Linked DNA regions of Homo sapiens: region 1 is linked to region 2. A link is a loop called in an ENCODE intact Hi-C map of the cell type or tissue named here. Cell type or tissue: GM12878. All regions are shown on one strand. Each heading gives the region's core, and the rest is flanking DNA. Links, peaks and the distances in the headings are about the cores only. Region 1 has its middle 11 kb from the start of LINC02661. Region 2 has its middle 150 kb from the start of LINC02661.

Region 1 (15,846 bases), core at 6,610-11,609, 160 kb after region 2:
CTATCTGTCAACATGGAGCACCATCATATATATGATTAGGAGTAAAAAAGATTAGTTTCCCAGCACTTTGGGAGGCTAAGGCAGGAAGATCACAAGGTCAAGAGATGGAGACCATCCTGGCCAACATGGTGAAACCCCTTCTCTACTAAAAATACAAACATTAATTGGGCATGGTGGTGGGCACCTATAGTCCCGGCTGTTGGAAAGTTTGAGGCAGGAGAATTGCTTGAACCCAGGAGGCAGAAGTTGCAGTGAGCCAGATCGCGCCACTGCACCACTGCACTCCAGCCTGGGCAACAGAGTGAGATTCTGTCTCAAAAAAAAAAAAAATAAAAATAAAAAGATTAGCTCAGCAGAAGGAAAGCTAGTGATTCGTGATAGTATATCAGATTTGTATCGTGAGGGTATGATACATGTATTAGCCCTGTGAAACAATCTCTTCTCTTGCACTTATTTGGTGCCAGTCAAAACAGTATTGGAAATTGAGCCTCTTTACTGACCAAGTTTGCAGTGAATCACTGCCTTCTACCTTATACTAACAGTAAGCCGAAGTGATTTAGTTTTCTCTTTATCCTTAAAAGAAATGCAATTTAGAAAGATAACTGAGATGACAATAACATTATTGGAGATAATGAATTCACTTATAAGGTTTCAAAGGAGAACCAGTTAACTGTAGTCTTGAATGTTTTGTTTATAACTTCATATGATGCTGAAATGTAACAAATTATGCTTTGGTATATATGTTGTTAGGAAAGTTAAAAATGCTACCTGGATGTTATTTTAGTAAAGATATGAAAGTGGTTCAAGCTGATCTCCACAGATATAATTTCATTTTCATTTTATGGTTGGATGATTTGAATAACATTCAACAAATTTCAATTTAAGGAAAAATACTCAGCTTATCATTAAGCAGGGCTTTCAAAACGTTGCAAATAAATATGAAACCCAGTTAATGTCTACAGAAGAAAAGAACGTACAGTAAAGTGATACATTGAGTGAGAGGAGAACATTCAGTATATTATTGTATTAGGAACATGGTTAGACTGTATTGTGAAAGTTAATTTAATTACCTAATATTTTTGATTAACTATAGAAGTAGAAACTAATTGGGTTCCTGCTGTGAAATGTATGAAATTAATATACAAGTGAGGACACACAAAGCCCCTTTTAATAATGACCATTTATAACTTTAAGCAGGCTATCTCCCTGATAAAAATGATTTACCTTGTATTTGCTCATTCTCTTTTTCTGTTGCAGACTTTAGTCATTGGCACCTGGCTGTGACAAACATTCTTAATTCATGTGTCATGAGCGTTTTGCTTTAGGATGCTGATGCTGACTTTTCTCTGTGGTGCAAATGTTGCTATGAAGTCTAGTAAATGTTCAATTGCACTTTTAGTACTATTCTCATTTGACTGTCCTTCCATCTATGGTCAGAGTTGCTATTTTAGGGCCTGCCATTACAGCTTACTTGACATTTGAATTTCTAGTTGGCCCAAAACACTTGTTCAATCTCAGCAGCTCTACCTCTTTTCAAATCCTGCAGAATAGATGGGCCTATTTCTCTTGCCCTCACATCATGTCCAACTAGGCACACTACTAAGTTCACATGTAAACATCAGAGTAATCTTTAAGGTATTGGTCTGCATTTGTGCAAACCCCTCTGGATGTGATTTAAAAGCTAAACTCTGCCATACGATAGGGTGGTTTATGACAGCTTGGAGATGGGAGGTGGTCTGAGATGATGCCTCAAATCATTGAATAGTGATTCACGTGGCATTTAAACAAATCATCTCAAACTCATTATATTCTACCATAAAATTGTTCATCTGAAGTTGATAGATTCAGAGAAAACCAGCTTCTATTAGGTTGGTGCAAAAATAATTGCAGTTTTTGCCAGGTAAAAATAATGACAAAAACTGCAATTACTTTTGCACCAACCTAATAGTAGGGGTCAGTGACTCATTTTGCTTCAGAGGATTACTGCACTTAATCAAAATTCGTTTCCATGGGCCTTCCTGGCTAGAGTGACAGTTGCGGAAAATTGTATTTCTTTATTGATTTTTTTTCTCTTTCCTTCACCTTAGTCTCTTCCTCTTCTTATTGGCTGTGCTTATGAAAGGTCTTCATTTCATATGTCATGTCATGTATTCCTTCCATGTTCCTGCTTTGAATCCTATGTTTTTGCTATTTTGAATTAAAATGGCTGGTTTTAAAAGGCTATCTCCACGTGGAATTTTTAACTGCTGCAGCTCACTCTCAGCCCAAAATCCTACAGCCTCCTCTGATTCATGGAGCTTTCCAGGGAGCTCCTCAAAACACCTCCTTCTTAGGATTCATCATCTCATTAGTGACATCACCATCTCCTTGGCTATTCAGGCCAGAGACCTTCTGCTATGGCTTGAATGTTTTTGTCATCTCCAAAATTCATGCTCAAACCTAGTTCCCAGTTCAATAGTACCATGAGGCATGGCCTTTGAATGGTGTGGCTCTGCCTTCGTGAATGAGATTAGGCAACTTTATAAAAGGGCTAGATGGAGGAAGTTCATCCCTTTTGCCCTTCTGCTTTCTTCCATGTGAGGACACAGAATGGGTCCCCTTTTCCCTTTTTGCCTTCTACTGTGTAAAGACATGGCATTCCTTTTGTCTGGATGACTCAGCTTTCAAGGTGTCATCTTGGAAGCAGAGTATTCCTCACCAACAGAATCTGATGGTGCCTTGATCTTGGACTTCCCAGCCTCCAGAATTATGAGAAAATAAATTTGTAGGTTTAAAAAAATAAATTTTTGTTCTTTATAAGTGTGTCTTAGACATTCTGTCATAATAGTATAAAATCAACTAAGAAACCCTCTTTTCTCCTCCTTCTTTCTAAATTAATCACTGACTCCTGTTGATCATACATTTATTTATTTTCACAATATGTCACTCTGCCTACACCTCCACCTCCTACGTACATCAGCACACACATGCATACTCACACATTAAAAGATTTGTCACCTGCTATATTTCTTGGCTGGATACTACAACAGCTTTCAACCTTCTTTCTCTGCCTTCAGCCTTACTGGAGCCAGTGTTACCAGCTGTAAACACAACAGACCACTCCTGATGTAATATGTCTGCTGAGGACTGGGAAGAAAACGCCATAGGCCTCTATCCATGCTCTATGATCCAAGGGCTTTGGCTGGGGAAGGGGTGAGTTGAAAGTCAGGGTTGAGTCTAAGCTGTGAGTTTGCTAAGACCTCCAGACGTATTTTCTGCCTTCAGAAATCAAGATTGTGGCTATACCAGAGCATTAACTTCCTCAAAGTAGAGGCAAATCCTGGGTTGTCAGAATAGTACTTACTAGTGTCATGTTAATGCTGGGTGAGAATGAAAGCAGAGATTGTATATTCGTTTAGCTAGAGAAGAGGCAGAAAAAAGAAAATGCCTGAAAAAGGCAAGTCATTCAACCTGGGGCCATCTGAGGGCTATTAGGAAACTCTTTTAAAATTATTTTCATCACCTACTTATCCTTGGTGACTGAAATTCCACATAAAGATTTATTCTTCTGGCCTAATGTACTGATTTCTCTCTCTCTCTCTCTCTCTCTCTCTCTCTCTCTCTCTCTCTATCTATCTATATCTATATGTATATATATATATATAGAGAGAGAGATATCTCTATTTATCTATCTATATATATGCCTTTCTCATATATATACACACACACATATATATATATATGCCTTTCTCTCTCTCTCTCTCTCTCTCTCTCTCTCTCTCTCTATATATATATATATATATATATATTCCCTGAGAAAGGCGATATATTTTGTGAAGTTATTCCTTAACTTTTTATCTTTCCTTCCTATCTTCCCACTGGCCTTTTTTTTTTCTCTCTCTCTCTCTCGCTTTTTTTTTTTTTCTTAAATTCACTAACAATTGAGCACCCACTCTGTGTTACATAGCCGTGAAGAAGTTAAATAGCAGACCATTCAAGTGGAAACTCGAAGTGGATCACTTTGGGTGTCCACTTGGCATTAAAGACTGATGTCCAGAGGTGCAAAGGGGCTGATTGAGGATTAGAGGCACATTAGTATCTGATTTCAGGGTTTCTACGTCCAGTTCTGCATTTTGATGTTATTGCTCTTAATTCTCCCACTATGAACCACCTTAGTTTAGCTCACTAAACTAAGTTTATTTTCAATATTTGCCCTATCTTTGTTTCATATATCTATATTTAACAATATATCTGTATACATCTATATATTTCTTATCTGCTACATATAGATAATAACTGTAAAAATAAATACAATAAATACAGTGAAAATAAAATAATGTTATCAAACCTAACTTGACATAATAGCTCCAAACTGAGACTTTGCCTTTATTAAAACAAAATAATTAAAATAATTGTAAAGGACAAACTTTCTTCATTTAGGTGATTCAGTTCACAGCAATGGCTTTTAACCTTTATTACCCATTATCATCACCTGAGGAAGCTTTTAAAAATTGACTTATGCGTAGGGTTCCAGAAAGTCTTATTAAATTGGGAGAATAATCCTGGCATTAATCATCTACAAAATTTCTCAATTAATGATAATTTGCACAGTCAGGCTGGGGCACTGCTAGCTCAGGAGCAAAGACCCCAGATTCTAGGATCAGACTGCCTAGGTTCAAATCCTGCTTTATCACTGTGTGACCTTGGTCTTTTACTTTGCTAAGCTTCAACTTTCTTATCTGTAAAATAGAAATGAATATGTATCCATGTCATAAGGCTGTATGAGAATTAGTTGAGTTAATAAACAGAAAACACAGAACAAAGTCTTGTATATGATAAATGTTAAATGGGTGTTTAGTTTCATTGTTATTTTTATCAATGTTTGGGTTCTTGCAGCATTTGAGGTTATCTTGAATGCACAGAAAGACATAATTTCCAGACTTTGCAGCAACAATCCTTTGCTAATGAATTTTCCCCAAAGTAGTAAAAATACACAGTAAGTACTTTGTGACAGGGTGATGGGAGGCTTACAGGAACCATGCCTGTATGTTCTCCACAACCAGCTATCATGTTAGAGTCCAGTCAGCATAAAGGTACCAGACTCTGGAACTACAAGAGATAAGTCGTACCAGGTTGATGGGAGATGGGAATAGAAAGAGTAAAAGGTGAGAGTGAAAGAAAAACACGCCTTCAGTTTTCTTCTACTAAAAGCTAAAGATAAAGAAAATAAAACAACACAAAACAAAACAAGAAGAAGGTGGCTACTACCACTGTGTGAATGCAACGGCTCCTTTTCTTCCTCCCTCCCTTCATTGTTTCTTTCTTTCTTCTCATTTCTCCTCCCTTCCCTTCTGCTTTTCCCTCCCTTGCCAACCCTCCTCCTCCCTCTCCCTCTCTGTCCCTTGCCTACCCTCTTCCTCCCTTCTCCTCCTCCTCCTTCTCCTCTTCCTCCTTCTCCTTCTCCTCTTCCTCCTTCTCCTTCTCCTCTTCCTCTCTCTGTTTCTCTAAAGAGAATAAACTTTCTTTATCTGGGTCACACGCCAGGGAGTTGATCCTGAGACACAAGAAAAAGTGAGAAGCACAGAATGAGCTCTGTCTGTCACTGAACTTGGTCTTGCAGATCCACACTCTAATACTCATTGAGGTTCCTCAGGTCCTCATGCTGAGCATGAAAGGTTATCAAGTACTCAGTTCTGACCATTTGAAAGAGGTCAAAGTCAGTATTTGGAGAGACATAGTAGTTTGTTGTGACACTTTCTCCAAGGTAGATTCTTAAGACTGTCTCAAGATGTATTATACAGAGAAAGGAGCGTTAGCCATAAAAAAGAATGAGTTCATGTCCTTTGCGGGGACATGGATGAAGCTGGAAACCTTCATTCTCAGCAAACTAACACAGGAACAGAAAAACAAACACTGCATCTTCTCATTCATAAGTGGGAGTTGAACAATGAGAATGCATGAACACAGAGAGGGTAACATCACACACAGGTGCCTGTTGGAGGGTGGGGGTGCTAGGCAAGGGATAGCATTAGGAGAAATACCTAATGTAGATGGGTTGATGGGTGCAGCAAACAACCATGGCACATGTATACCTGTGTAACAAACCTGCACATTCTGCACATGTATCCCAGAACTTAAAGTATAATAAAAAATTTAAAAATTAAAGAAAAAATGGAGGCCATAGTTTGGATATACCCCAAGGCCAACTGCTCTAAACCAGGTAACCAAAACATAAGTCATTCTGATTTCACTGGAATGCCAGCTCTAATCATAAATGAAATAAAAAAAGGAAGTTATAAGTTCTTATAAGCATGATTCAGTGAAATTAAGACAGTCAGCTATAGACAGAGCAGCTTAAACAGTCGGCTTACCTAAAAAAGAATGCTTAATGGACTTGGTGCATTGGCTCATGCCTGTAATCCCAGCACTTTGGGAGGCCAAAATGGGAGGATCACTTGAGCCCAGGAGTTCACAACTAGCCTGGGCAACACAGTGAGACTCCATGTCAATCAACAAAATTAGCCAGGCATGGTGATTGGTGCTCTAGTCCCATCTACTCTGGAGCCTGAGGTGAGAGAATTCTTTGAACCTGGGAAGTTGAGACTGCAGTGAGCTATGATCTTGCTCTTGCATGCTACATGCTAGCCTGGGTGACAGAATGAGACTCTATCTCAAAAAAAAAAAAAAAAGAATGCTAATATGTAACACACAATGCTAATGTATTTTTTAAAAAGGTCAAAATACATTCTCCCTTATTCGCTGTGATCTGTAACTGCGTAACTGCTGTTAGCAGGCTTCTTACCACTTTTCAGTTCGTAGTTTTTCAGTTCTCAAACTGTTCTTTTATATGTGCAATAAACTAAACGTCTTTAATTTGGCCTGATTTGACTTTTGATAGAAAAAATTACTTTTCAAATTGATATACTACTTTAATGTATAAGATACCACAGCACATGTATGTAATATCTCCCATTCTGGGACCCTGTGAATTGGTTCTTATCTAATTATTATTTTTTAAGGTATTTATTAAGATATAATTCACATACTATAAAATTCATCCCTTTAAAGTGCACAATTCAGTGATTTTAATATATTCACTGAGTTGTGCAACCATCACCAATAATTTTAGAACATTCTCATCACCCAACAGAAAACCCCTGTACCATTTGCAGTCACGTTCCATCCCCCAGTCTGAAGCAACCAATCAGGCATCCTCTGTCTTTACAAATTTTCCTATTCTGGACATTTCATACAAATAGAATCAAATAATATGTCGTCTTTGGTATCTGGACTTTTTATTTATCATGATGTTTTCAAAGTTCATCCATGTCGTAGCATTTATCAGCATTTCATTATTTTCAAATGGCCAAATAATCCTCTGTCATATGAATATACCGTTTTGTTTATCCAGTCATCAGTTGATAAACATTTGGGTTGTTTCTACTTTTTGGTTATTATGAATAGTGCTGTTATAAATATTCCTGTACAAGTTTTTGTGTGGACATATGTTTTCATTACTCTTTTTTTAATTTTTATTTTATTATTATACTTTAAGTTTTAGGGTACATATGCACAAATGCAGGTTTGTTACATATGTATACATGTGCCATGTTGGTGTGCTGCACCCATTAACTCGTCATTTAGCATTAGGTATATCTCCCAGTGCTCTTGATTATATACCTAGAAGTGAAATTGCTGGGTCATAGAGGAACTCTATATCTAACATTTTGAGAAACTGCCAAGCTGTTTTCTAAAGTGACCACATCATTTTATAGTCCTACTAGCAATGTATATGAGTTTCAATTTCTTCCCATATTCAGCATCACTTTTTAATTTTGGCTCTTTTTGATTATAGCCATCCTAATGGGTATAAAGTAGAGTCTCCCGTTTGTCAATCATGGCTATGATGCTAAAATTCTCATCTTCCTTTTTTTAAAGTAAGTTTTCTAATACAGAGTTCCTCCTAAAGAAAGCCCTGTTCCCCTTGGCATGTTTACAGTGACTCTCACATAAAGGGAAAATTAATACAAACATACTGGACATTTTCCATGGGATGGGACCTACATTAAGCGTATATTATCTCACTAGATCTTCTCAACTGCTGTTTTGGATGGACAAGAACATACGACCATGGTAGTCTATTATTCTAAAAAGTTATTGAACAAAACATACCTATTTAAAACCCCAGTTGTAAAACCTCAGTGTCCCCAACCGTCTTGATTTCCCCAAATAGGTTGTTCCATTTCTCTCATGAGTGCCCTTTAAGTATTTCATATTACAAAGGGAATTATTTTTCCAGTGACCTTGGCACACTGAAAACACCCCTGGCAAGCTCATTTAAGCTCACAGAACACCAGAGGAAGTAGTTAGAGAGAAAGCAGGTGGCTTCAATATACTACTTTGGCTTTCAGCTAGTAAGTGCTCTCCACATAACTCCTAATCAATGAGTTTTTCAGCAAAAGGTAGGTTGAGGGGAAGAGTGTTAGTGAGGAATGAGAGAGACTGATAAGTATTTGAGGATTACATCACCCAAAATGAAAGACAAACTCATGAATTGAGTAGACAGAAGATTTGACTCACTCAGTTGCTCTATTGATGTAGCCAGATTATTTTCTTTCCTGAAAGTTGCACATAAGAGAATAATCATCTAAAAGATATTCTTATTGTGTACTTTTATTCTGTAAATGTTCAAAAGCCAATATGTGCAAAACCATTTAGCAAAATGCCACCATGGGGTTCATAGTTTGTAATTTTAGAAAAGCAACCAAAGGCTGCTGTACCTCATAAATTATTCAGTAAGGAGGTTTGAGTAAGATTGAAAAGTAGAAGTAAAACCTACACTCCCAGCAGGCGAAATATTGTTTGACATTTTTAATCATAATGAAACATACGACCTAGCGGGGCAAAACTAAAACACATTTGCATGTCAAAGAGTAGGTTCCATTTAATTTGTTTAAGTTTCTTTGTTAGCATTTCTGTTTCTTATGAAATATCGTCAAGGTTATGAAGAATATAATAAGTATCTAAATGGTTGAGAGATATGAACACAGATAAAAACAGCTGATTTTCTGGCCAGTCTTTGGAAAGTGAGAAATTTGTATGCAAGAAGCCATTTCTCCCCTTTGCTTCTTTAGTGCAGTTTTATTGCATTTTCAGAAGGCAAGAAAAGTAACCAAAGTATCGGCCAACTTACATTTATACAATGTTTTGTCTCCTGACTGTGCATACAATTAAGGACTTATACTCTTTTTCACATTTTTTGCCCTTACCTCAGGAAAAATGTCATGACAGCAAACCCTTAAGTTTAGGGGTTTACTTAATCATTTTATCCCTGTCTTAAAGGGAATGGAAAGGAGTTGGGCCTGTGATTTAGAGGAAAATTGAATTTCACAAGTTCAGATTTAGAGTTGAGGCAACTTGAAACCTAAATTTTTCTTATCCTGAAAAGCTTTAAGATTATTGAAGAAAACAAAATGAACAGACAAAAAAAAACTCTTTCCACATATATAATCAATTTTTTTAATTTTGTGATAGGTTTTTATTTCTCATTGAATAAGCTGAAAAGTAACTTTAATGGCTAGTGAATTGATGTAAAGGAACACACATGTTTTCCATTGATTTTCCTCTTTTTAATTAATGCCATAATTTCTAGTTGAGAGAAGACTGAGAGAAACTGATTGATGCTTAAAAAGATATTCTAACTTACCAGGAAATCATCCTGAGAACCTGTGGTTAAATGATTCAGTTGGCTTAACAATGTGTGGAAGAGAGAGTTTTGCAAGTGTTTACACTTCACAAAGACTTTCCAAGAGTTGGATTTTGTTGAGCTGACCTTTAATGCACAGAAGAGATGTTAGGATTGGAGACACGTGGGTATGGCTCTGTGTTTGTCTGGGTCTATTCTCTTGACTACTGCTTCTAGTAAGGTTGGATGTTCCTCCAGGTCTGGGACAGAGCATGACACCTTTGGTTCTATAGCCCCAGTGTCTGACATTTACTGGAAAATCAAATATTTGAAAGAGTAAATGTGTAACTGCACAAATGAGTGAATGAAATGAAATTATGGCTAAATCTGGTCTCTTGGAAGGAACAGTGTTTCTTTGCATGTGATGGCATTTAAACGGATTTATGCAGTTGAATACTCACAGATAGCCCAGTCTAGGGTATGAGCCACAGGCCGTTTACATAATTTGAATGAACTCATAAATGAGTTTATTTTAAAGGGGGACCTAAATATTAGTTGTTTTGCTGCAAAATTAGGTGAAATCACTCTTAATTTCCCAAATCTGTAATTTCTCCTACCAACCTCCTTCTCTCACGAGCCTCTCTTACAGCAATTTTCCCAATTCTAGTGTCCTCAGTTTAGCTGGATCTCCAAACCCAATCCTGTCTCTGTCTTCTTCTTGCTATTTTGTTTTGGGTGAGTTACCTAATCTCTCCTAACATAAATTGTTCATTTGTAAGAGGAGGTGCAAACACACTTCTCAGTGTTATGAGGTTTTAATGCAATCATAGATGTCTTTTACTGAGTACATAGAATCTTGTACATAGATTTGATCTTTTCACATAGTCCCATATTTCTTGAGGCTTCGTTCATTTCTTTTCATTCTTTTTTCTCTAATTTTGTCGTCCCACTTTATTTCATTAATTTGATCTTCCATCACCGATATCCTTTCTTCCACTTGATCAAATCAGCTATTGAAGCTGGTGTGTGCTTCATGAAGTTCTCGTACTGTGGTTTTCAGCTCCATCAGATCATTTAAGCTCTTCTCTACACTGGTTATTCTAGTTAGCCATTTATCTAACCTTTTTTCAACATTTTTAGCTTCCTTGCGATAGGTTAGAACATGCTCCTTTAGCTCAGAAAAGTTTGTTATTACTGACCTTCTGAAGCCTACTTCTGTCAACTTGTCAAACTCATTCTCTGTCCAGTTTTGTTCCCTTGCTGGCAAGGAGTTGTGTTCCTTTGGAGGAGAAGAGGTGTTCTGGTTTTTGGAATTTTCAGCTTTTCTGCTCTGGTTTGTCCCCATCTTTGCGGTTTTATCTACCTTTGGTCTTTTATGTTTGTGACCTACAGTTGGAGTTTTGGTGTGGATGCCCTTTTTGTGGATGTTGATGCGATTCCTTTCTGTTTGTTAGTTTTCCTTCCAACAGACAGTCCCCCTCACCTGCAGGTCTGTTGGAGTTTTCTGGAGGTCCTATCCAGAACCTGTTTGCTTGGGTATCACCAGTGGAGGTTGCAGAACAGCAAATATTGCTGCCTGATCCTTCCTCTGGAAGCTTTGTCCCAGAGGGGAACCCACATGTATGAGGTGTCTGTCAGCCCCTCCTGAGAGGTGTCTCCTAGTCAGGCTACATGGGGGTCAGGGACCCACTTGAGGAGGCAGTCTGTCCATTATCAGAGCTCAAACACTGTTCTGGGAAACCACTGATCTCTTTAGAGCTGTCAGGCAGGGATGTTTAAGTCTGCAGAAGCTGTCTGCTGCCTTTTGTTCAGGTATGCCCTGCCCCCAGAGGTGGAATCTAGAGAGGCACTAGGCCTTGCTGAGCTGCAGTGGGCTCCACCCAGTTTAAGCTTCCCTGCCACTTTGTTTATTATACTCTATGAGCATAGTACTGCCTACTCAAGCCTCAGCAATAGTGGACAGCCCTCCCCCTGCAAAGCTCCAGCATCGCAGGTCGAACTCAGACTGCTGTCCTAGCAGCAAGAAAGGCTCTGTGAGCATGGGACCCACCAAGACAGGCACAGGATGGAATCTCTTGGTCTGCCGGTTGTCAAGACCATGGGAAAAGTGCAGTATTTGGGTAGGAGTATACCATTCATCCAGGTACAGCCACTCATGGCTTCCCTTGGTTAGGAAAGGGAAATCTCCCAACTCCTTGCACCTCCCAGGTGATGCGATGCCCTGCCCTGCTTCTGCTTGCCCTCCGTAGGCTGCAATCACTGTCCAACCAGTCCCAGTGAAATGAACTAGGTACCTCAGTTGCAAAAGCAGAAATTACCCGTCTTCTGCATCAGTCTTGCTGGGAGCTGTAGACCAGAGCTGTTTCTATACAGCCATCTTGGAAGTGATTCCCTCCTTTAGTTCTTTGAGTATCTTTAAGAGAGCTGTTTTAAAGTCTTTTTTTATTAGGTAAATCTGCTATGAAGTCTTTCTCAAGGATAGTTCCTCTTTTGTGTTTGTGTTTTTTGTTTCCCTGTAAATGGGCCACACTTTCCAATTTAATTGTATGCCCCGTAGTTTTGTTGTTGTTGTTGAAAACTGGACATCTGAACTAATAATGTGGCAGCTCTGAAAATCAGATTCTCCTCTTTCTCCAGGACTTGTTGTTTTCAATTTCTGTAGGCTGTCTCTGTGCTGATGATCAACCTGAGGTGTAAACTTAAATTCTCTTCAGGTGTTTTCTGAGCATGAGCCTTTGCCTGGGTATGCACAGTAATTTTTAAAATGTTCCAAAGTATGCAGTTGCTTTTCAATGTCCTAGTGTAGTTTGGCTCCACAAAGAAGAAAAAGAGAAAAAGGAAAGTGATAAAAAAAAAAAAGGCAGTGGACATTTCAATCTCCTCAACGTCATTCAACGGAAGGGAATTGGGTTTGTTTTAATGGGGGGGTGTGAAACAATAATAGCTGCTCACCTCTGGCTTAGGCCTCAGTGATTAGAAACAGCAATCAGAGTTCAGAACACAGATCCCCAATATTTAGAAGACAGGTCTTTATTGCTGTCCCACACCCCAGTTCCTACGATATGCATGGAAGCTGCTTCAGGAGCACATGCACCGGTGCCTGCCATGGGGCTGTGCATGGGGAAGTAGTAGCTGCTGTTGAGCTAAAAGCTGAAATTGACCAAAGTTAACCACAACTGAGTGTTGAAGCCTTCTCTTGGAAGCTTCAAGGCTTTAATAGACTCCATAGATCCAAAACAGTCATATAAGGCAGATTCTGCAAGCTTAATTGTTATGTAAGGGGGAGATAGATTCCTGGTGCTTCCTACCCAGTCATCTTCCTAGACTCCTCCTCTTGGCCTTCAGTTCTTAGTCTTCTTATCCATGTAGTTTAATAATGGTTTAACAATTGCTGTGAGAATATGTGCACATATTTATATTTACTTATGCTCTTTATGATACTTCTGAGACCTATGAGCTAGAAATTGACTTATGTAAAGTGGCTTACGTATTTCCTTTGGAGAAAAGAATGTTTTGGCTCATTTCAAAGTGTTGCATGCTCTCTAAGGAAAAATGCAATGTTTCTATACATATTTTAAACGAGTAAGAACCACAAAATTGTCTTACCTGTTCATGGAAATAATTGAGTTACTAGTTATTGGAGTACTCTGTCCCATCACCTTTTTTTCTTCTGAATTGTGAGAGGGCTTGATTTAATGGGCCTGACTTTAGACATCGGAGAATTCTAATTCTATTTCTCCTCTTACTAGTTTGGCAATTTGGGAGAACTATTAACATCTCTATATCTCAAGTCTGTATTTGCTAAAATGGGAATAATAAGAACTAACTCAAAGGCATATTGTATACATGGTCAGCAAACATACAAAATGAGATGAAGTATAAATATGCCTAGTCCCTAACTGGGCTTCAGCAAATGCCAGTTTATTTCCCTCCTTGAAGCTGAACTGGGCAGCTTGCTCTGCAGTACAGAGTTGCCTAAAATAATGCAATGATGAGACTTGAATACCAGGTCAGTAGCCTGCCAAGCTCTTTTTTCTAATCTCTCCTACTGATTCTTAAATATGGCCCAGATCCAAACTTCCCTTCAGGAGCTTGTTTTTATCCACAGCCCAATCTAGAATGTTTGGGTCCTTGACTTGACTTAGTCTAGTTCCTGGAGAGGCTTACCTTGTCTGGCCTTTGTCTTTCTCTTTTAATCAATAGGAGTTATGCTTTTAATAAAGAAAAACACAGCATATTTCAGAACAATGTATTATATGATAATTCCAATCACAAAGAGCAAAGTTGACTCTCTCTGTTTTATCAGTATATTACTATTTGAATGTTTGTCCTCTTCAAAGCTAATCTTGAAATTTAATTGCCATTGTAACTGTATTAAGAGCAAGAAACTTTAAAAGGTGATTGGGCCATGAAGGCTCCACCTTCAGGGATGGGATTAATGCAATTATAAGAGGTCAAATTTGCTCCCTTTTGCCTTTCTCAGCCCTTCCACCTTCTGCTATGTGAGGATCCAGCCTACCTCCCTCCAGAGGATGCAGAGTACAAGGCACATCCTTCTTGGAGGAGGAGAATGGCCTCACCAGACACCAAAACTGCCAATGCCTTGACCTTAGACTTCCAGCCTCCAGACCATGAGCCAATAAATTTCTGTTAATTAAAAATTATGCAGTCACAGGTATTCTGTTATAGTAGCACAAATGAATTAAGGCAAGTTATCTCTTTTATAAGACTCTAGACCAATCGTTTACAACCAAATGTAGATTTGTATCTGATGGATATCTGGAGATATTTTTGGTTGTCATACCTGCAGGGGGTGCTGCTGGCATCTAGAGGGTAGTACAAGCCAAGGATACTGCTAAACATTTTACAATTTGCAGGACAGGCCTCATGACAAACAAAATTATCTGGTCCCCAATGTCAATAATAACAAGATTAAGAAGTCCTGATCTAGACTGAGCTGGGTATCCAGCTAGCCCCCTCAAACTCCCTCCCAATAAGCAAAGAGATATTAATCTCCCTGACAGTAAGAGAAGGATGGGCAGCATTCCATTGCCATGGTCATCATACACTTATTAGGTACATGCCAGGGGTTCATCCCAACATGAACCTCTAAGACAAGATGTAAAGTAACTATAGTATATTAGATAACATACCACAGCTTGGAGTTAGACAGATTTGTATCTGGTTTTTGCTCTGTCACTTAAAGCTATAGTTCTATGAGAAAGTAACTTGTGTTTCTGGAGCTTCAGCAACACTCAACAAAATGGTAGTGGTGGTATGCAGAAATTATGTTTCTAATATCTTTAGAATAATGGTTGGAACATGGGAAACAAACAATAAATTGTAGATGTTACAGTTTTGACATCTTCATTACCATCATCGTCGTCGTCATCGTCATCGTCATCATCATCATCATCATCATGTCTCATCTTAGCCTGACTTATAGCTATCTCCATGTTACAACTTAAGCTGTATGTGCCCACAATTCTGCATTTAAAAAAAACCATCTGTGTCAATTAACCTATGCATGACACAGTCAGGGAGTCAATTCGAGGAGGGTGAAAGGAAATCAAGCAGTCAGAGAAAATGACATTTCATCAACTTGGCCCCACTTTCTATTAGCTTTTAGATTGATTTTCATGGAAATATATGATATGGGCTGGCATTAGAGGAAAATGTCAACTTGCAAATGTGCTGGTTGTTGACAAGTACCCTATATTGCAGAATATTTTTATTCTTCTTTTCCTTTTTTTCCAAGATAATTTTTACATTTTTTTCTGGCTGTTTCTGAAACACTCAGGCCTTCTCCAGTTTCATGCATTTGTTCACTCTATCACTTTGATCCTTTAAATTAGAAGAAATGTTACTGGTCTAAATTATAGAAAAGTCCAGAATTTCCTAGCTTTAAAGGGATCAGTCTAAGGCTCAAGTTGTATCCTCAGTACCCAGTGTCTTTCCTTATTATCCCCTAAATCTGATCTCAACTGTTTTAGTCTCAGAGTCCCCCAGGTGTCAAGTCACTTATCAGTAGCTATGGATTTATGTCTTTTCAGATTGAATCCAGTGTCATGGGAGAATGTCTGTTTGTCTAATCCCTTAAGATCTTTAAGGGCAAAAAGCATATCTCAGTAATCTTTTAAACTCTTACAGTCTAGCATAGAATCCTACAAGTGTAGGAGTCT
Region 2 (15,846 bases), core at 6,857-11,856:
GATCTCTGTTCTGTAGCTCCACATGCAGCCAATTACTGGGTTTTATAAAATGAAATAATGTGCTTCTGAACCATAATTTAAAACACAATTTTTAAAAGCCTTTATAGACAAACATTATAATATATTCATAAATTATTCTTTTAAATACATTGGCTAAATTTACATAGAGATGAAAGTTGAAATTTATGAAATGCTATTTTATGTTCATGCTGATGGCATAATGCCAGCAATATTTTATGGTTGAGATGCCTGAACACACTGGGCTACATTTCTCCATCTGACTGAGAACACGTGATTCCAATTCCCAGTCAGACTACGCAAGGTAATCTTATACACTAGCTTCAAGATGGCTGGGAGAGATAGGTTTGAGAGGGACTGGAGCCTGGAAATTAGAATTATGTGAAGCTAATTTATTTGACTTGAGAAACTTATAATCAACCTGTATTCTCTTAGAAGCAAGGTTATAAATGGAAACTTTAATTATTGAGGCTGCATGTCTGGTACCAGCCTTTGATCAGCATCATCTCAGCTGTTCTCTGTTAGGAAAAGATAGTAATCTCTTTGCCTGGAGATTTATCGCATATGCATGTAGATATAGACAAATGTGTGCGCGCACACACACCCCTTTGGTAGGGTTTTTTAAGTAGATGAATCCAGCCTCTTAGGTTCACATTTTAGTTGCTTTCATTTGTGATTTAGTAACAAATACTACCATTTTCTTTTCAAAGCCACACTATTTAGCACTGTCAGCTATTGGCCAACTTTGACCCCTCAGGGAATAATGATTTCTTAACATCTATAATGGCCCCCTCAAACTGAGACTTGACAAATGTCCAGTTTGCAATAATCTCCCTTCCTCATTTTGCTGTCTTTCCTATCCCATTTGTGTGTCCTTGACTTAATTAGTTGAGCTCTCTGAACATCAAATTCTTCAACTAGTAAAGAGAGGAGTTGTAATACGAATGTTTATAAATATTCTGTGGTGGTTAATTGAAATCTCCCTTTATCTCTGCCATGTCTGCTTCTCTTTCCATTGCTATTACTGAATGGCTGAGGGTGTAGGGGGCAGTTACAGGTCTCTGTATTCTTGTACAGTGACCTTTACAGGTGGGGCCAATTTAGCCACACGCAATAGACTAAGCAAATTAATTTAAGGAGAATGGTGGCGGGGGGGAGGGGGGTGTGTGTCATGGGATCAATGGATTAAAATCAACAAGTCATGTGAAAGGTATTAACCTACCAGTCAGAGAACACTGTTAGTACTTCTCAAAATGGGACTCTAGTTCATCAGATGCACATCAGGTGTTTGTTAAACACTGAGAATTCTGGTTGTCATTCAAGGTCCCTGAATGAAAACTTTGGGGACTAGGCTTGGGGCACCTATATTTTTTACAAGCTCCCAGGCGATCTTGGAACACAGACATTTGAGAATGACCGGCCTGGAATGTGCCTATCATTTTGGAAGTTTTGAGGTTGATGCAAATGTGCAGTGATTCAGCTGCTAGTTGTTATACATTTTTACATTCAAAATAGTAATCTGATGATCTCTGCCTCCATCTCATCCCTCACTAACCCTAGACCATCAGGTGCACTTTCATGGGATGAATAGGGCCAGCTTCAGGTTTTCTAAAAGACGTAGGATCATGCAAAACACCGCCTTGGTAGAAAAGCAAGTGTGCTGTAAACCGCTTTAAATATTTTTGGCAAGTAGGCCATTGCTTATAAGCTTATAAATTAGAGAAACAGCCAGGGTGCTCTAGAAGCCTAAGACCTCCAACTATCAGATCCACCAGCCTCAGGAAGCTTAGTGTCTTCCAAATGTCATCAGCTCTGCAAAGTAAGTGAAAAATAAAATGTCTACCTATGAATAATACAATATTTTTACTACCACATAGTTGCAAAGCACCATAATAACTATTCTCACTTTTATATGTATTTTTAATACCTGCAGAATGTGTTTCTTTTACACTACTTTAGCCACTTTGATCAGTGCTGCATTACTGATTTTTGTTTTTGCGTTGGACAAAAATTATAAAACATGTATGTCCATAAATTCAAACCCAAACTTCTCAGAACCAAGAGTAAAATACTTCTGTGAAATCAAAAGTAGATAATCGCTCTTTATTTTCTGATACAATTGCACAGAGACTTCAGGAAAAGCAGAGGAAAAAGCATCATTTTCACATTTACTCTAGAAAAAAAAAGTTAATTTTTTCTTTCTTTCTCTTTATTTCTCCCTTCCTTTCCTGCCTCTCTTTCTTTCATTTTCTTTCTTTCCTCCCTCCCTTTCTCCCATCTTCTCTTCTCTTCTCTTTCTTCTGTAAGTAAACCCAAAGATACATGAGATGTTTTATGACAGTTGGACAGAGAGATTTACAGCAACAGAGGTGTTGTCTTTTTTTTTTGTACTGTAATTTTCTTTTTATTTTATTTTATTATTATTATACTTTAAGTTTTAGGGTACACGTTCACAATGTGCAGGTTAGTTACATATGTATACATGTGCCCTGCTGGTGTGCTGCACCCAATAACTCGTCATTTAGCATTAGGTATATCTCCTAAAGCTATCCCTCGCCCCTCCCCCCACCCCACAACAGTCCCCAGAGTGGGATGTTCCCCTTCCTGTGACCATGTGTTCTCATTGTTCAGTTGCCACCTATGAGTGAGAATATGTGGTGTTTGGTTTTTTGTCCTTGCGATAGTTTACTGAGAATGATGATTTCCAATTTCATCCATGTCCCTACAAAGGACATGAACTCATCATTTTTGATGGCTGTATAGTATTCCATGGTGTATATGTGCCACATTTTCTTAATCCAGTCTATCATTGTTGGACATTTGGGTTGGTTCCAAGTCTTTGCTATTGTGAATAGTGCCGTGATAAACATACGTGTGCATGTGTCTTTATAGCAGCATGATTTATAGTCCTTTGGGTATATACCCAGTAATGGGATGGCTGGGTCAAATGGTATTTCTAGTTCTAGATCCCTGAGGAATCGCCACACTGACTTCCATCACGCTACCTGACTTCAAACTATACTACAAGGCTACAGTAACCAAAACAGCATGGTACTGGTACCAAAACAGAGATATAGATCAATGGAACAGAACAGAGCTCTCAGAAATAATGCCGCATATCTACAACTGTCTGATCTTTGAAAAACCTGAGAAAAACAAGCAATGGGGAAAGGATTCCCTATTTAGTAAATGGTGCTGGGAAAACGGGCTAGCCATATGTAGAAGGCTGAAACTGGATCCCTTCCTTACACCTTATACAAAAATTAATTCGAGATGGATTAAAGACTTAAACGTTTGACCTAAAACCATAAAAACCCTAGAAGAAAACCTAGGCATTACCATTCAGGACATAGGCATGGGCAAGGACTTCATGTCTAAAACACCAAAAGCAATGGCAACAAAAGCCAAAATTGACAAATGGGATCTAATTAAACTAAAGAGCTTCTGCACAGCAAAATAAACTACCATCAGAGTGAACAGGCAACCTACACAATGGGAGAAAATTTTCGCAATCCACTCATCTGACAAAGGGCTAATATCCAGAATCTACAATGAACTCAAACAAATTTACAAGAAAAAAACAACCCCATCAAAAAGTGGGCAAAGGACATGACAGACACTTCTCAAAAGAAGACATTTATGCAGCCAAAAAACACATGAAAAAATGCTCACCATCACTGGCCATCAGAGAAATGCAAATCAAAACTACAATGAGATACCATCTCACACCAGTTAGAATGGCAATCATTAAAAAGTCAGGAAACAACAGGTGCTGGAGAGGATGTGAAGAAATAGGAACACTTTTACACTGTTGGTGGGACTGTAAACTAGTTCAACCATTGTGGAAGACAGTGTGGCGATTCCTCAGGGATCTAGAACTAGAAATACCATTTGACCCAGCCATCCCATTACTGGGTATATACCCAAAGGACTACAAATCATGCTGCTATAAAGACACATGCACACGTATGTTTATCACGGCACTATTCACAATAGCAAAGACTTGGAACCAATCCAAATGTCCAACAATGATGGATTGGATTAAGCAAATGTGGCACATATACACCATGGAATACTATACGGCCATAAAAAATGATGAGTTCATGTCCTTTGTAGGGACATGGATGAAATTGGAAATCATCATTCTCAGTAAACTATCGCAAGAACAGAAAACCAAACACCACATATTCTCGCTCATAGGTGGGAATTGAACAATGAGAACACATGGTCACGGGAAGGGGAACATCACACTCTTGGGACTGTTGTGGGGTGGGGAGTGGGGCGAGGGATAGCTTTAGGAGATACACCTAATGCTAAATGACGAGTTAATGGGTGCAGCACACCGGCATGGCACATGTATACATGTATAACTAACCTGCACATTGTGCACATGTACCCTAAAACTTAAAGTATAATAATAATAATAATAAAATACCATTTTCCCATTAAAATGTTAGTTAGAGGAATGGCTAATTATAGGACATGGTCAGGAAATGTACAGGATAAGCCTTGAGTATTATGTGGTGCCAGAAATTAAGAAAATTCTTAAACAAAAATACACTGATGGGAGTGTGTCAAAGGGGCACAGGAGCCTAATGAAAGAGCTTCCAAGGGCCAAAGTGGACCAATGTGAAAAATAAAATAAAGTGGTATTGAAATATAATCCAAAGTATAAAATGAATATCCATTAATCTATAGTGATGTAAACGAATGAATGAATAAAATTTTATAATTATTATTATAAATAATATTTCATAATAAAAATAACTTATTATGGCAAAGATTTCCAAATAGTTTATGTAAGTACTATACTCTCAAGAGATAAAGCATACCATCCCACTCCATGTGGGCTGCACGTGGTAGCTTATTTCTAAAGAGTACAGTATGGAAATGAGAAAACAAAGTATAAATTTACAGTGAAAAATCCTGACCAATACTACCTTGGTCAAGGGATCAATGTCAGCATTAACAGTAAGAAGTCATGTCAATAGTATAATATTATATATATGTTATGTGATCAATATAGTACTTCTGTGACAGCCTGAAATTTGTAACTTCAGTCTAATAATAAGAAATAGATCAGAGAAATTTCAATAGAAGGACATTTGACAAGACACATGATAAGTACTCTTCGGAATTTTCCAGGCCAACAAAAACAAGGCAAGTCTGAAAAACTTTCGTAGCCAAGAGAAACCTAAGGAGACATGACAACTAAATGTAATGTATTATCTTTATTGGAAACCTGAAACAATAAAAAAGACATCAGGCGAGCAGCAAGAAAATCTCAATAAAATATAGACTTTAGTTATTAATATATCAATATTAGTTAATTCATTGTGACACATGTATTATACCAATGTAAGATGTTAACAATAGGTATAATTGGCCTTGTGATACATGGGAACTTTGTAATATCATTGCAATATTCTTGTAAATCTAAACAGTTGTATAAAAGTTTAACAATTAACTTCTAAAAATTAAAAAGGGGGCATAATATTTAGCCACTTCATCTACGAAAATATAAAAATGGCAAATAAGCACGTGAGAAGATGCTGAACATCAATAGTCATTAGGGAAATGCAGATTAAACCACCGTGAGACCACTCTATACCACTCATCAGAATTGCTAAAATTTAAAAAGACAGGGGAATCCAAATGTTGACAAGGATGTAAAGCAACTGAAACTCTCATACATCACTAGTGGCATGGCAAAGTAAAGGAGTCTGCAGTTTAGTTAACGGTATTGTATCAATGTTAATTTTCCATTTTTGATATTGTATCATAGTTACATAAGATGTTACCTTTGAGGAAATATGGGAAGGACTGTATGTACTAGTTTGGTAAATTCCTATGCCTATATTTAAAAACATAAAGTTAAAAAGAAATGCATTAAGACATTAGTTTATGCTTATTAAGATTTTATAATATAAAACTCTACAACTATTATGCAACTGGTTTAATTTTTACATCTTTTCCAGACAATACATGTTTTACATTGTTATATTTGATTATATAATTGTTTGATGTCTTTTATCTTCTAACTATGTTGGATATGTAAACATTTCTTCATAGAGCAGAATTTTAGGATTGTTTTTTCTATTTCTAATTTAAAAATGTGACTATGATCTTGATACAGATTAAATAGAATCCAGTGGATCACGTCTGTAATGCCAGCACTTTGGGAGGCCGAGGCGGGTGGATCACAGGGTCAGGAGTTCGAGACCAGCCTGGCCAACATGGTGAAACTCCGTCTCTACTAAAAATACAAAAATGAGCCAGGTGTGGTGGCGGTCACCTGTAATCCCGGCTACTCAGGGGGCTGAGGCGGGAGAATCGCTTGAAAGCAGAAGGCGGAGGTTGTGGTGAGCTGAGATTGTGCCACTGCACTCCAGCCTGGGTGAAAGAGGAAAACTCCATCTCAAAAAAAAAAAAAAAAAAAAAGAATCCAAAGATAGTATAGGTCTTTGATTTTGATGACCATTATTTGAGAAAAGTACATAGTTTTTCCATGTTTAAAATGATACAATGAGAAAATTTAAGTAATTTACAAAGAGATGAGGGCATTTGAGTAGCAGAGCCAAGTCTGGCACAAATATTTTCTTATAATGAGATTTTCTTGCTAACCTAATAAAAGTATATAGATATTTTGTTTTTATGTGTTTTATTTTGCTTAAATGTAATTATTGATAACTTTCCAGTTTTTATAGGATTTTTAAATTTGATTAGAAAATTGATTTCTAAATTTAACAAATTTTAAGAAAGGATGTCAAAAGAGGAGAAAAAATTGTTTTATTATAATTTTATAAGAAAATAATTAAAAATTAAGATGATTAATATTTTATGGCAAGTATTTCTGCTTAAATGTTTTACATGCTTAAAAGGCACAAGGGAAAAAGAGAAAAAGGCACAAGGGTTATATGAATTATTTTAATTCTCATATAAGTCTTTGAATATTTTACTGCAATAATTTTCAACTTTCAAATGAATAATGGAGTATTAGAAATGTCAACAGCTAGCAAGATCAAGATTATACAGTAATTTTGAGATTTATAATTCAAAGCAGATTTACTTTATTCTTAGTTACCATATTTTACTATCTTGCTATTCATACAAAGTAGATAAGATGGTTAGAAGATACCCTGAGAGTATCAGTAACAGATTGTGAGTGGTAGGTTTTGAATTTTTTCTATTTTCTCAAACTAGATGAATAACTTGGGTAAAGCCTTGCAACTAACATTTTCTTGGATTTCTTCATTTATTTTGTGGCTCTGTAGTATGGGCTGATAGTTAAAAATTCATGTTTTTATTGAAGAGGATAGTGTCCTGTAGGAGTGAATGTCTTGCCCAAGGTCACTAAGTAATGCACCAGCTGAGAATCTCAGCTTGTGTCTCAAATATGCATAACGATGGATGCTCAGCCTATCTCAGCTGTGGATCAGCATGTGACCCCACTTTGATTACAAGCAGTTATTATTTTCTTCATACAAATTCTTTTCCTTCTTTCTTTAATGAGAATGGTTTTGTTAATATTGTTCTGACATGTCATCTATTATAGTGCCAATTATTCAGGGAGAGGTTTAAAAAATATTTTGTTCCAGATGGTTTCATAATTAATTGGTTTATTATTTTCGCAGATGTTGGAAAGGAAACTTCAGGGTGCAAACCAACAACATCATGGCTTTTTTATTCATTTTGTAAAAACAATTGTGTCAAGTGTCACTGGAAGATTCTGTGGACTATGAGTCAAGCATGTTGTGATTTTATAAGCTGCATCAATTATTTGGGATATAAATTGATATTGTTGCTTTTTTGGGAGATAGCTCTTTGAATATGAATTTAGTAGTAGTCCCACGTTAAATGTCCCTTCAACTCAATTTTCAGAAAAGTCATGTGATTACTTTCTTTTGCATTTTTGTACTATTTGATGGCTTTGAAAGTACTTAACCATGATCTTTGGAAGAAAGCCAGGCAGATACTATTATCCTCAGAACCACATTGAGGAAACTGAAGTTCAGAGAAGTAATTTATTAAAATGTCATCCAGCTCTCCAATAAGTAGTGAATTCAGCCTCCTGATTCCTAATCTAGTCCTCTATACATTATTCTAATACTACAGCATCTCCTGGATGTAAGATTTCTAATATAGATACAGGTTAAATATGTCCTACACTCTCTGAGGGCCACTCACGTCTGCAGAAATACAGAAGATTGGTCTTCTATGGATCATCTTCTAGCTAGTTCTCAAATACTTTGGTTTTATGAAAGGAGACATGAGAAGCTTTTCACTGAAAAGTTCTTAATTTTAGAATTTTAGATGGGTCATAGAGGTCATGAAATTCAACAACGCATCCCAGCTAAAAAGCTCTACTATACCCTTGCTGACATATATTTCCTGCCTTTGATGGAAAGTTTTTAAGGATGGGGTGATATATGTCTACTTTTTTTAAATTTCTGGGTTTGAAACAAATTCTTCTTAGAGGAAGTCAATATTTGTTTTACTCTAATTATTGTCTCAGGTTTGCCAAGTGCATGGAGCAGATCTATTTGCTGTGTGGCACAATGGTTGAATTAATTGATTTAATATTTCATTTTGACTCAAATGATCTTCCTGTAAATCTTCAGCTATTGATACTATTGCTTTGTCTTTGCCAGATCTTTTTTTCTAAAAATACCTTGACTCTCTAGTGAAATACCATATCAAAAGATTTCTAGGTTTCTCATCTGGCTGGTCATTTTCAGTTTTCACTAAACTTAAAATTCTTCAAGATGTGTGAAGCCATAACACCTCCCCAGAGTTCTGCTAATAGCTGAGGAGTAGTTGAAGTAGTTGTGATGCTTATGATGAGAAAGGATGGAACTTATTTTGGGTAATAATGCAAAGATGGCTGCCAAGAGAATCACATTTCAGCAAGTTCTTAGTTGCTTTGCTGTTTTATACATCAGAAAGAGAAGGTAAAATCAGTACAGAGATGTGGAATGAATGTAGAGAGAATGACTGAGAACTCTGCTCTTCCTTAAAGAAAATAATTAAATTGAAGATTCTGGTCAGTAAGAGAATTCGTACTCAGGAGTGACAAATCCCTTGGTTAATTAATAAAAAAATAAATTGAGGTATTGTATTTAAGAACAGTTATATAGCTCATTAAACACTTCTTGGGAAACAGACAAAATAATACTGGAGAATAATTGCATTCTTAGGGGCGCAAAACCCAGCGGAAGTCCAACCATCTATATTTGAGGAACAAACTGATATTGAACTGTAAGTGCCTCCACTCTTCTCTAAGGGACCTCTTGTTCCTGATAATGATATTATAATTACAAAATATAAGAATTGTGACAAACCATAATTAGAAGCGCTATGACCTGAAATTCAGTTAGCTTCACTTTCAGTTTAAGTCTCGGGTAGAGAGTGGGCATGTTTAATGCAGTAAAGATGAAACCACAAAGGGAAATTTTTGGGTTGTACTGAGCACAGAGGCTAGGGATCTTTTGCGGTATTGAAGACCTATGGAAATCCTCACTGACTGTGGTACGTAAATTATGCTTCAGGAATTGCTCTTGCTCAATATTTCAACCTGATGCCATTGCCACATGGAAGGAGATCTGTGAGGGAGCAGCCATTTTTATCTTAGGATCTGAGACTAGAAAAGTTGTCAAGATAAGCAACTTATTTTAGTGTGATTCTGTTTTAGAAAAATATGTCTTGAATTTGGATACTGATATGAAGCAATTAGCTAAGTGGTAATTAATTTCAAAATCGATTTAAGATACCAATAATTATTCACAGTCAGGAAAATAGAATTTGGTGTATGTTCTTATTATTTGTACTGAATATAATCAGGATCAATGATTTAAAGTAAAAATATGGAAAATTCAGAAAAAAGATCATAAATATGTGATATATATATCTCATATACATATATGAAGGAAATCCTCAATAATCGTTTTTCCTCTGTAGACTCTTCATTTTTGTTCTAGGAATATCCCTAGGTGCTTTATCTAGAGCTAGATTTTATAAAATTGGTATTCTACAATGTCCACTATTTGTAAGTTGTTTTCTCACTTAATATTGCACAAATATTTTTGTTATTAAATATTATTCTAAATCTTGATTTTCATTTATTTTTATTTTTTGAGACGGAGCCTCGCTTTGTCACCCAGACTGAAGTGAAGTGACACGATCTCAGCTCACTGCAACCTCCGCCTCCTGGGTTCAAGTGATTTTCCTGCCTCAGCCTCCTGAGTAGCTGGGATTATAGGCGTGTGCCATCACGCCCATCTGATTTTTGTATTTTTAGTAGAGATGGGGTTTCACCATGTTGGCCAGGCTGGTCTTGAACTCCTGACCTCTGGTGATTCACCCACCTCAGCCTCCCAAAGTGCTGGGATTACAGGCGTGAGCCACCGCGCCCAGCCTAGATCTTGATTTTTAAGGATTGTGTATCATATCTCCATTTTAAAATATTGTAACCCATGATGCCCTGTGGGTCTTGGGGTTTTTGCTCTTCTAAGCATTCTATGTTCATAAATATTTATTGTATTTGTAATATATATGCAACATAAATTCCGATTTATACAAATACATTTATCATAATAAATGGTATGAGTTTTTAGGCTTTCAATATATTATAAATGGTCTATGTCTATGCTCCATAATCAATAATATGTATTAACATTAAAAGTAAAGTTTGGAAATTTATAACATAGTATGTCATTTGATGCTATAATAACCTGTGCCTCTACTACAGCAAGTAGATGTCACTGATATTAAGATTTCTCTGATGTTTGATGCTGGCAGCTAATGTCCTGGATCAGGAAGTTGAATGTTGAGTTCAACCAAGAGTCTCTGACATTGGCTTGCCGCACAATCTTGGACAAGTTTCTCCATTCCTGTTCCTTAGTTTTCTCATCTGTAAAACGGAGGTAAGAATAATCCCAACCATTTGTACCTCATCATCAAGAGATGCTATGAAAATAATTGAGATCACCTTTCAAATCCTTTTCAGACTTCAACTACCTGCCGAAGGTCTGTGTATAGTTTAATACCCTTGTAGTGTTGTTTGTGACAAAATAGGAAATGTTTATGTTTATGTATTTAAAAAATCTATCATGTTACTAAAATCCTAACAAAATCTAAGACTGGAAGTAGTTTGTGGTTTACATGCCACATCCTCTGCTAAGGTTTTCACATGCAAATAACTACAAAATATATATTCTGACTTTCATCCATCATTTAGACAAACATACAGAGCCTATGAGAGAATAAATAAAAGTATTTGATTAAATCAATGGATTAAAATTTATAATTTCATACAAATACATGATAAAACCAGATATAAATGGTTTTTAATATGTTACTTTTAAGAATATTTTTACTTGTTGAGTTGAAGTTTAAAGCTTAGAAGAGTCTTAGACATCTTTCTTATTCTCTTATTTTCTTTCATGCATACTGAGACAGAAAAGAGGAAGTGAAAGAAATGAAAACTAGCTCTAGACTTTAGGTTTCCTGATTCACAGTTCAGTGCTTTTCAAGCAACAGATTTTGCACTTTGTGCAAAAACTGATTAATCTCTTTTCCAGAGGAATAACTAAATGTATGATGGCATATATAAAAGGATATTCCACTTATTATACTTCACAATTCCAGAAAACTGAGAAGAACCTAAAATTTCCTGAGTAGGAGCTTTGTAGAGGAAAGCTGAGTTAAGAAAATCAATGCAAGATTATATAGCCATTAAAACTAAAGACATATAAGTTCATGTAGTAACTTCAAAGTATGTCCATAATATATTATTAATTGAAAAGGACCAGACCACCAAACAGCAGGTGCAATTGCAGTATTCTCTGTGTATAAAATTGCAGATGTACATTTTATAGATACATACAGTTTCCGAATGATGTCTGAAAGAATGTTCAAAATGTCCACAGTGGTTATAGTCAGGTTGTGAAACTCGGGGTGACTTTTTAAAAATTTAAGTGCTTATTAAGCAGAAATGTCACTATACTTGGTTTCTTGCTTACTGTTCATAGTTGGTTTATTTACTTTATTACTGAAGAACCTTGTTGGGTAATACCATCTACTGCCTTATGAACATAAGAATAAGCAGTTCTAACATAATATTTCTAGGAAGTGAGTTTTTCTTAATACTTTACTACCAATGATTTCTGTATTTACATATATAGCATTATTAAACTGTATCAAAATGTAATAAAATATATAAAATTCATTTAGGGAATATTTTTTCATATTTTTTAAAAAATATTTTTTCAAATTGTCATTAATTGGATTCATGAGATGTGGTTTGCTTTTCTACACAATTTCTGCCAGTCTTAGTGAATCTATTTTATGTTTGATTTCACAACATTCCAGCTGAAGCTCTGCAGAATATCATTTTGGAATTTGCATCCCTGCTATAATCCAAAACTCATGTATGGCTTCATTAAGCTTCTTATCTTTATTTTTTTTCTATCCTTTGAGAGAATACACAGAGCATCATATCTCAGAGTTTCCCCATGTCAGCATTCAAATCCTTCACTCCATTATCACAACCATAGATGGAAACATTGTCCTTTGGCTTGATGAAAGTAGCATTCTCTTTCTTAGAATGGGGTTATTCACAGAGTGCAGGGGGTTAAGGCTGATTATAGTACATGAGCCTGCTAGATTCCTGCAGCCTTTGTCTTCTCCACCATCAGTTGAGTGCAGAGCAGCCCATTACACAGAGATTCAGTCAAATTGGGTTTCATCTGCTCCCCACTCTCTTGATGGTAGACCTCTCCTCTAGGTTGACCTCATGGAGTTTTCTCACATCTTGCTCACCTCTGAGGTCTGGCTTCAGGCCTGTGCTTGAAACTTGTCACTGCTTCTCTTTCAGGATCTTTCTCCACATGTATTTTGGGATTGTCTTGCTATTGCATTTGGAGTAAAAAGGAGAGACTCCACATAGCATCGTGTAGGTAATTACCCTGACAGTCCACCTACCACAGTCCTGGTTGTAAGTGTATCATGTTAGCAAGGTAGATATGATGCCAAACTCTTCTGAGGAATTCTCGCATCTCCTGAGGTGCTGCCTAATAAAGGGTGAACTGGCGTTTTGGTCATGTCGCTTTGGTGAGTTTTGACAAATTCAGTTATAAATGTCACTGGGGCATCCGTAAGATTATCCTTCAAGGGCAGATTGTCAGGCATAAGCTCCCTATATGTGATCTCTAACATATGACAGTGCTGTGGAGTCAGAGCTATCTGCTTTGGTACTTGGCTGACTTGCTGCTCTGTAAAATGCTTGTGCTGGGCCATGCTGTGAAAGAGCTATCTCCCTTCCATCATTTCCATTACCATTGAGTCAAACCCTGGGTCTGGACTCATGAGGAAGCTACGCTGTTAGCTAACACTTTAATAATATGAACTATATTGGGGCATGTGGCACATACTGTGTTTACACATATATCATTTCTAGCTTTGAGGTGATTAAAAGGAATTTTCAGTGTACAGAAATTCTCAGCCAGATTTTTTCCACATAAATTCTCAGCCAGTTTTTTCCCCACAATCCTGACTTAAACTGGATTACTAATCCCTGATCTTAGCCTGAGTCCAGGAAATACTGTATTTCTTGAAATGAATGTTTCCTTGATGACATCATCATACTTTCTTTTGACATGCTCCATGAGGACCCCACCCTTGGAGATAGAGATCTTTAACGCTTTTTATATTGTTTGAATTATTTATAATAAATTCCATCTGGTCTTTTTTCTGGCTGGATATCTTTTATTTCATTTATTAATTCTGTAATTTGTAATTTTGCATAGGTAAGTGATACTGTTTCTGTTTCCTTCCTTTCTTTCTCTCTTCATTCCTCCCTCCATCTTTTCACTTTCTTTCCTTCCCCTCTCTCCTTCCTTCCCTCTCCCCTCCCTGCTCTTTCTTTATTTCTTGCATTTATAAGCATAGGCCTTATGGGACATTTTCTAAAGTTGTAGCACACTTGTAAAATTAAGAGTATGAGAGCTCAAAAACCGCTTCTTATAAATAAATGTTATATTAATATCCTTGACAGATAATGTTCTCTGATTTAATGGAATTGATCATATTTTTAATGTAGGAATGGCACAAGAGTAATCATGCTTTTCAGGAAACAAGAATTGCCTAACAAGTGAAATGAAGAGTAATAATTTATATTAATTTTGAAAATAATTTTTGTGTATTTTTTGTTAAATAAAAGTGCCAAATTGAGAGAAATATTTTATTTTCCAATGAAAAGGATAATAACATCTTTGTTTTAAAGGATGTGTAAGAATTACTGTGTATGGGGATGATCCAACTCTTAGTTAATGAATACTAGAGATTTGGTTTGCTTTTCTGGTTATAGTCTTGGCCCACTTGAGGAATTACTTACATATCTTTAACATATCTTCTCTCCCCATCCCATACCAAGAGTTAGATGTGAATAACAATAACTGATCATTATTGAGCATATTGCACCAGGTGGTATGCTAATTGATTCAAATATATTAGCATTTTTTAAAGGAAGAAAAATATATAAAGTGAGCTGTACAGAAAGGAATTGTACAGTTCAATGAGCTTTGACAAATGTATGTACGTGTAATCTCTACTCAGTCAAGATATAGAACATTTGTATCACCCTAGGAAGTTCCCTTAAATCCCTTTGTAGCTACCACACCAAGGGCAATCCCGTGCCATAGAAAACCACTGTTCTGATTTCCTATCACTTTATATTAGTTCTTTCTAATTAATGTAAATGCAGTTACATAGTTTATATCTTTTTTTCAAAAATAATGTTTTTTGAGTTCACCTTTGTTGTAGATTTGTCACTTGTTTGATTTTTTTAGCTGCTGCATAAAATTTCATAAATATACTACAATATATTTAACAATTTTCTGGTTGATTTACATTTTTTACAAGTTTGGATACCATAAATAAAGCTTCCATAAGTATTATTTTACAATTTTTTGTGAAAATACTGTTTTACTTCTTGTAGGTGAATGTTTAAGAGTGCAAATGAAAGGTCTTAGGGCAAATGTATATTTTACCTTATAAATACTGCCTTACTTTAAAAACATAGTTGTTCCACATCCTCAACCGTATTTGGTATTGTCTTATTGTCTTTTTAATTTTTGCCACACTAGTAGTGGGTATAAGATTTTATTTCATTGTGATGAGCATTTTCCTAATAAATAATGATCTTGGGCCTGCTATTTAGTAGTCTGAACCTGATTTCCTTCACCTGTATGATTTATTTAATATGTCATGTCTCACAATGCTGTAAAATTAAACGAGATTATGTACATATATACATATATATGCACATATACATACACACACACACACACAGACACACACACACAGACACACACACAGTGCCTGATACGTAGCAAGAGCTTACTGAATTATAGGTTAAACACTATCTTTTCAGCCTTGGCTGCCACTCTGTCACTTTTGCTTGTCTTCTTTTCTCTTGTGTTTATGTTTGTCTTCCAGGCTCAGCCTTTCCAGAAAGGAGTTGGTTATTTATGTGCCATTTGTAGCTTCAAATCATATATAATGCCTTTTGAGCTAAGCATGGGTTTACACTGTGCCAGGGATGCCTCTCTGCTTTCTTGTTTACTTTATTTTTTAAGATAATTTCAACTTTTATTTTAAGTTCAGAGGGTACATGTGCTGGTTTGTTACATGAATATATTGCGTGATGCTAAAGTTTAGAGTATGAATGATCCTAACACCCGGGTTTGGAGCACAGTACTCAATAGTTACTTTTTCAGCATTTGCTCCCTCCCTATCTCCCCACTAGTACTCCTCAGTGACCACTGTTGC

What was found. Hi-C counts contacts between places; a loop is a spot of excess contacts. Peaks named below come from ENCODE experiments on the same cell type or tissue, not always from the same donor. Only the 100,000 strongest peaks of a DNase experiment are listed, where the experiment ranks them.
Region 1: a loop joins it to region 2, with 5 times the contacts of the local background. A loop is called at or near these places in 1 of 110 quality-filtered maps.

The regions. Positions count from the first base shown.
Region 1 is chr10:108,689,944-108,705,789 of GRCh38, reverse strand. No RefSeq gene overlaps it. Among named protein-coding and RNA genes, the nearest start is that of LINC02661, 11 kb to the left of the region's middle. RefSeq lists an enhancer at 4,230-4,399. In GM12878, for the core only: no CTCF peak of the experiment used is centred there; DNase peaks (open chromatin) are centred at 8,499 and 8,839; H3K4me3 peaks cover 356 bases; H3K27ac peaks cover 1,611 bases.
Region 2 is chr10:108,846,015-108,861,860 of GRCh38, reverse strand. It overlaps the pseudogene MAPKAPK5P1. Among named protein-coding and RNA genes, the nearest start is that of LINC02661, 150 kb to the right of the region's middle. In GM12878, for the core only: no CTCF peak of the experiment used is centred there; DNase peaks (open chromatin) are centred at 9,480, 11,176 and 11,500; H3K4me3 peaks cover 1,210 bases.